Regions from separate parts of the Homo sapiens genome. Here region 1 is linked to region 2. The links are chromatin contacts, found by Hi-C in ENCODE. All regions are on one chromosome and are shown on one strand. The core of a region is the stretch at or near the end of the contact, and the rest is flanking DNA. Distances in the headings are between cores, read along the strand shown.

Evidence for each region. A loop is a pair of places that touch in the nucleus more often than their neighbours do. Pooled maps may share reads with other maps.
Region 1: a loop to region 2 is called in a pooled map, with 4 times the contacts of the local background. The contact joins the promoter of SCN3B here to the enhancer-like site in region 2. A Hi-C loop is called at or near these places in 2 of 168 maps with a recorded cell type or tissue (IMR-90 and K562), 2 of 37 single-sample maps with no recorded cell type and 12 of 50 pooled maps.

What each region holds. Positions count from the first base shown.
Region 1 is chr11:123,652,444-123,656,021 of GRCh38, forward strand. It overlaps SCN3B (sodium voltage-gated channel beta subunit 3), which reads right to left and starts at 2,181. Exons shown (of 7, transcript NM_001040151.2): 1 at 1,783-2,181; 2 at 1,304-1,383. The coding sequence starts at 1,358. LOC105369543 (a long non-coding RNA gene) reads left to right here and starts at 1,242. Exons shown (of 3, transcript XR_948124.4): 1 at 1,242-1,709. RefSeq lists silencers at 1,565-1,634, 2,195-2,424.
Region 2 is chr11:124,069,368-124,072,951 of GRCh38, forward strand. No RefSeq gene overlaps it. Among named protein-coding and RNA genes, the nearest start is that of OR10G7, 30 kb to the left of the region's middle. Within about 2 kb of position 2,149, at least 3 of the 41 ENCODE cell types and tissues checked have a DNase peak (open chromatin) inside an H3K27ac peak, as active enhancers do.

The sequences.
Region 1 (3,578 bases), core at 931-3,430, 420 kb before region 2:
CAAAATCCAGATAATGCTGGCAGCTAGAGTTAGTCCTGGAGGCTTGAAAAAGTAATACTAAAGCAAAGAGGCAGCTCCCATCAGCATGTCTGCCACCGTATAGGCAGGATGAGTTTCATGCCAACCATGGGAACATAAGCTCACATGCCTCGTTTCAGGGAGGCAGGTGGGTACAATTGTGTCCAATTACCCTGTGTATTGATTTTTGCACGGAGAAAGGTAGCTAAGATCATGTAAAGCAATCTGTCTGCTGAAGAGAACCTATATTTTATCTGAGGATCTAATCATAGACACCAAGGCAGACATGCCCAGAACTACCACCCCCACCCCTGCCATACACATACTACTACACTCACCCATGCATTCAGATGTCTATGCCAACATGCTCACACACATGCTAGTGCACACATCCAGACACTGAAATATATTTACATACAGTAAAACATTGTCTCAATCACACAATCAGACATTATCACATAGATCAATCCCCTTTACACACATTCAGGCACTCCAAGACCGTCTCTGACACTCTCTTCAGCCTTTACTGTTCCAAGTGTAAGATTCCCTTATTTGGAGGGGGAAGGTCACCTCAGTTTCTCACAGCTGACAAGCAAGAATCTATTCACCTTTGAAGGCAAAAACCCAGCTCTCCTCCCCTAACACCAAAGCATCTTAGTTCCACAGGTTCATGCAACAAACAAACAAACCAAAAAAAAAAGAAGAAGAAGAAAAAGAAAGATGCATTTCACAGTTGCCTATTTATTTAATATATAGCAGTAAATGGCTGAAGGCTGTTTTCTTCCCATTCCTTGTTAAAATTAAGAAGATGATGAGCAACTAAAGTATTTTCACTCTCAAAATTCATGCATCCAGCTTTTATGGTTTTTTTTTTTTTTTAATATACAGAAACGAATTTGAAGACCCAGTAAGCTTTCCAGGAGTATAGACTCCTTGATGAGAAATAAAATGTAACCACACAGGAGGTTTTTATTCGTGAACGTGACTGCATTTCCTTTCAGCAAAGGGAAAGGGAAAAAATACTTTGGAATGATCAGGAAACTGGAGGAAGGGCGGAAGAACCACCAAAGGAGGTTGGAGAATAGCGGGGAAGGGCGGTGGGGAGGCGCCTTTCCCATCTCAAAATCCCAGCTCTCATGGAACCCCTGCCATCTCCATGTCTGGCAGATACGCACAGAGGCAAGCCAGCCAGAGCTCTTTTCTGTCACCAACGACATCAATGTGTTATTATTGTTAGCATTGTTACTGTTACCTGCATCCGGCATGGCGAGGTGCTGGTACTTACCCCAGTAGATAAGCACGAGAGAAGCCAGGGGAAACAATCTATTGAAGGCAGGCATCTTCTGGGGCTGGCGGCTTCCAAGGCTACACAGAGAGATTCCCTCGGTCAAGGACTGCGCCCTCTCAGATTCTTTCGAGGAAACCCTTTGGGACGAACTGCCCCCAGGGGGCGACTTTCTGACCGAAGGAAGGGCCGAGCACCGGTGCCTGGGGAGGCCCTGGGAGCTTTTGGAGCCGGGTGGGGGCTTTGGGCCCTAAGCGACCCCACTGGACCTCCCCAGTTCGAGGGAGCCGATCAGCCGCTCCGCGCCCGCTCTCGCCGGCGCTCAGCACCACGGACAGTCGCCTCCCCGCCCACCCCGGAACTCCAGCTTCCACTCGCGCCCCTGCCTCGCTCGTTTGCGCCCAGGGTAAGCTCAGCTCGGAAGGGAGTCGCACTGCTGGCCTAGCAGCCAGGCTGTGGAAGGGTCCAGGTTGATTCACCTCTCGCCTCCCCAGGATCGGTTGCGTTCCGACTGGAATCCTCCCAGCCCCGCGGCTCCTGCTTCGTCCGCCCTAACTGCTTCTCCAGCTGGGCGTGACCCCACTCCCGAAGCCGCCGGGGCCGCCCGTCTGGGCTACAGAATGCGTTCCACGTCGGTCCCGTCCACGCCCGCCCTCGGCTCCCTGGGGAGGTGCAGCGGGGCCGGGAAGGAAGCGGCAGCTCCCGTTCGGCCGGCGATGTCAGAGGTTGGGGGGTGGGTGTAGAGGCGGAGCCCCTTCCCGGGAGCTCGCCCCCGGATGGTGCGGGGCCCCGACCCTGGGTGGCAGGTGATCAGCAACCCTTCTCTAGGCCCCCAGGCCGTGTGTGCTGTCAGCCCTGACATGCGCAGGCGGCTCTCCGCCACCACCACCGCCCCGGACCCTCCCCCTAGTGCACACTCCCCACCCCCTGATGGGCGTGCCCCTCCCAGGCCCAGCGCCGCGCCGAGCGGGGGCGGAGCCGGGAGCGGCGCAGACACTTCCAGCCGGGATATCTTTGCTCGCGCGCTCGCTGGTCTCTCCAGGTCTCCCTCTCGCGCCTCCGCACCTCCCCCGAGCTCGGGCGCACCGCCGCCCTCGGCTCACGCCCTCCAGGCAAACCCACTCCGCTCCCGCACGGACTTGCCGGGTGTAGCTCCGGGAAGAGAAGGGCCAGAGCTCTTTCAGGCAATGATGTCATCTGCAAGGCGCGCCGTACGCGGTTCCTGGCTTCGCCTCCCAGACCCCATGCCTTCCAGTTCTCGCTGTCTATCCTTTGTCTAGCCTTGATTAATTGGCCCCGGACACAGCAAACTCAGCAAGATAATCCCTGTTTAGGGCAAATGGGGTAGGGATGAGGCGCACCTGTTCCTGTCTTCACCTCATCACTCAGTGAGGTGATCCAAATGTCAGCGCAAGGGGAGGGGGGCCCAAGAGGACTCCTCTTCCCTTCCCCAGGTTCTTTGCAGTTCTCCCTTTTCCTTTAATTACTCCTTTTTAATAAAGCAGATAGATTGTGTTTGGCGTCTTCCAACTATTAGCCACTCCCTAGTCCTAGCAGCTGTTTGAGTGCCCCCGCCCCATCTCTGGAAGGGAAACCTGAAACTTTACATTCAACTATAAACTCAAATTGACATAACAGATTAGGAACGCCTGGAACTGAAGTAAAAGAGTAATCCAAGAGCCCTTCTTCAGCTTCCTTTTTCTCCTCTTCTGCTCTTTCCAAAAGGGGAAGCTTAACGCTGATATTCCAAAATGGAATAACAGAGCAACAGCTGACGGTGAGTGGACCAGAAGCAGGAAATGCTCCCTCCTGACATCTCACAGAGTAACAGAATGTCCCCAGTCGGATCTTCCTGGGCAGGGAGCCACCAGGCCATAAACTCTGTGCTGTTTGGAGGACTAGGCCTTGAAGCATGTATACTGTGTTAAATTTGGATGGGAAGTTAAAGTTGACCTAATTCAACCGCTTTTCCAATTTGTGACTTCCCCCAAGAACATTTCGGACGAATGGACTTGATTTTATTTATTTATTTATTTATTTATTTATTTATTTATTTATTGAGACGGGGTTTTGCTCTTCTTGCCCAGGCTGGAGTGCAATGGCGCGATCTTGGCTCACCGCAACCTCCGTCCCCCGGGTTCAAGTGATTCTCCTGTCTCAGCCTCCTGAGTAGCTGGGATTACAGGCATACGCTGCTACACCCGGCTAATTTTGTATTTTTAGTAGAGATGGGGTTTCTCCATGTTGGTCAGGATGGTCTCAAACTCACAACCTC
Region 2 (3,584 bases), core at 899-3,398:
AACTTCCTATATGGCACTCTTTGTTCAGCTCCTGCTTCCCCATTTAATGAACTAATTTAAATTACATCCAAAGTAGATTATGTGTTGAAGTGGGAAAAGTTCCCTTAGCCCCCTCACAGGGTGTGCGAAGGGGGTGTGGCTCGCTTCTACGGTGCCCAGCTGCTCAAACCTCTAGGGGGAGCTTGCAGACCGGCAGGCTGTGGGGCTCCGACCTCATGGCAGCGTCTAAGGGTGGATGTTTACAGCTGAAGCTCCAGTGGGCGTGTGTTACAGTGCGCTCTTTCAGTTTAGCCGTCCGTTGGCAGCTTGTGTTAATCAGCTTAATTAGACCCTCTGCCTTATAGCAAGGGTGGAGGACTCTCTGTATCCCGGGGTTCTTGCCTTGGTGTACTAGAAGAATCAGATCACATATGGGCTTGGAGAATGAGTGCCAAATTTTATTGAATGGTGGAAATAGCTCTCAGCAGACGGATGGGGAGCCAGAAGGGGAGCGGGAAGGTGGTTTTCCCATGGAGTCAGCTCAGCGGCGTGACTCTCCTCTGACAGCTCCAGCTAAACTCCGCTTCATTCCACTGGTCAATGGCCTGCCGGCGTCTGCTGGTGCCGTTCGGTGTGCTCTTCAACCGAAGTGTTCCTCTTGATGTCTAGCCGCTTCTGTGTTCTCCTGCTGATGTGTTTCTCACGATGTCCAGCTGCTGTGTCCGTGCGCACTAGGGTCTCAGGGTTTTTATAGGCACAGGATGGGGACATGGTGGGCCAGGGTGGTCTTGGGAAATGCAACATTTGGACCTGAAAGCAGGAGTGCCTGTTCTCCCCTAGTTCCATGGGCACAGGTCCAGGGGTGGAGCCCTCCCCAGGGACCCGCCGTTCTCCTCCCAGCCCTTCCTTGCCCCCTCCCATATCAGTACTGTGCAGAAAAATTGAATTATGAAATTATAGTGAAAAGGTCATTACATGTTAGCCAGTTCACATTTTCTCCCAGTGGAGAACCCACTCTGCTTGGTCCCTCATGTCTATTTAGCTACCTTCCGTAGAGCAGAAATCTTACACCGCCAGCATAGTTTGTGTCACAGCTATCATATTCACACACCCTACTTCATGTTATGGAATAAAATGGAGCCCTAACCAAATTTGTTTAATTATACAAAAATAAAGTTTAGTTACTTTTTTGAGGTTCTTGCTCTGTCTCTCGGGCTAGAATGCAGAGATACAATCCTAGTTCACTGCAGCCTCAACCTTCTGGGCTCAATCGATCCTCTCACCTCAGCCTTCAAGTAGCTGAAACTACAGGCATGTGACACCATGCCCAGCTAAGTTTTATATTTTCTGTAGAGACAAGGTTTTACCATGTTGCCCAGGCTGGTCTCAAACTCCTGGGCTTGAGTGATCCTCCTGCCTTGGCCTCCCAACGTGCTTGGATCACAGGTGTGAGCCACCACACCTGGCCTAGTTCCATTTTTAAAACTGTTTACTTGCTGACATATCTATTTGCTGAAGGTTTTAGAATGCTCTTGTCAGAATAAAGTTTAAAAAAAGGCTGTAATTATTTTTAATAATTTTATTTTTGTAGGTTTTCACATTTTGAATGTTAATTCTTGTTTCAAGAGGATTTCTGATTATAAGTAGAATATCCTTTTGTGACTATGAGAGTGTGTGTGTGTGTGTGTGTGCGTGTGTGTGTGTGACTGTTCTCATGGTGGAGGCGTAGGAAAGTAATAGTAATAGTAGTGTTCTTTCATAGTGGCCTCAGATGAGGAAGTGGGAAAGACTATAAATATCTTTCCTGCTTATAGCATGTTAAAAAGCACTTATGTGTGAATCAGCAAAATACCGGGGTTCTAACAGTGGTTCCACTAATAATAGCCTGTGTGGTCCTGAATAAATTATTTTGTCTCTATGGCTTTAGTTCTAATATTTGTAAAATGAAGAGGTTGAACTAGATCATTTTAGAGGATTCTTTCACATCTACAAATTGTGTACCATTACAGGAATTTTCATTTACAGGAAGATGTTCATGACTTTGGGGAAAAAAAGTGTCTAGAGGTCTTCTAATTTCTGATTTTGGTAGGGCAATGATATTTCCATTTCCAGTAGTACTCTTGATTTTGAAATCCCGCTCTTGAAACAGGACTCCGAATTAAGGTGAAATACCTAACATCGGCCGGCAGATGGCACTATTGGGGCACCGACAACCAGATTCCTCTTCACTAACAAGTAGCTTGCAATAAAGACCCTGGAGCTGAATCAATAGGATAAAGAATGGTTGAAATTATTATTAGAACTGTGTTAGAGAGGTCTGTGATGCTTATGATTTCTGATGGCACCACCATGTGCTATAGTCTTTCTAGAGAGCCAGTTAAATAACCAGTCAATTGCTACCATTTTTACCAATTGGTGTCAGTAGACCCACGACTCTTTGTGTGTAAACAGCCATTGGGTTCACAAGGTGTTTCAGGTAAGAATGGAGAAAGTCTTGATGGAAATACAGCTGGCAAAGGTCACAGGACCCTGCCTGTGTTTACAGACTGCACAAGAACCACTTGGTGCTAAAAGCACGTGGCCGACAGATCGGCTTCAGCACGTACCTTCATCATTCCTCTTCTGAGCTAGCAGAGAAGGGAATTTGACTTCTTTTTTTTTCCTTCCATAGAGCGGGGCTTGAATTCCTTTGGCAGGGAGTCCCCAAAGTTAATTTTAACCCAGGAAATTGTGCATTAATAACGTGATACGAGTTTTGCTTTCAACAAAAGAAAACAGAATAAAAGGAATTTCCCAGCTACAGGATATTCTGACTATTCTGTGACATACAGTTTGATAAAACTTACACTAAATCTGACGGAAAGGTTTGTTTGTGATGGAGAAGGAAAGAGAGAAGTGCTTGTCCTTTTGTCTTATGTAGTCCCGCAGGAATACACTGACTTATTTCTACCTTTTCCACATCTTTTCCTTTTTCTTTCTTTCTTGTTTTATTTATTTATTTATTTATTTATTTATTTATTTATTTATTTATTTTGAGACGGAGTCTCTCTCTTGTCACCCAGGCTAGAGTGCAGTGGAACGATCTCTGTTAACTACAACCTCCACCTCCCAGGTTCAAGCAATTCTCCTACCTCAGCCTCCCGAGTAGCTAGGATCACAGGCGTGCGCCACCACGCTTGGCTAAATTTTTTTGTATTTTTACTAGGGACAGGGTTTCACCGTGTTGGCCAGGCTGATCTTGATCTCCTGACCTCATGATCTGCCCGCCTCGGCCTCCCAAAATGCTGGGATTACAGGCGTGAGCCACTGCTTGCGGCCTCCTTTTTCTTTCTTCTATTTTCCCATAACTCATACATATTTTTGTTTCATTTTGCTTTACCTAAAAGATCTCTGACGTATATCTTTTCCTTTCTTCTCCAAATCAAAAACGCTAAGTAAACTTGAAACTGATAGAGGTAAGAAACAACTTACTTTCTCCTCCATTTTAATTCCTGGTTGCAAGTAAAAACATCCTATTATATTCCTCATTTTGCATTTGTTAAAATTCCTCCTGCGCTTTTCACTATTTTCAAAGTTTTAAGTTTCTTTCTGTGAAAACTTGCTTA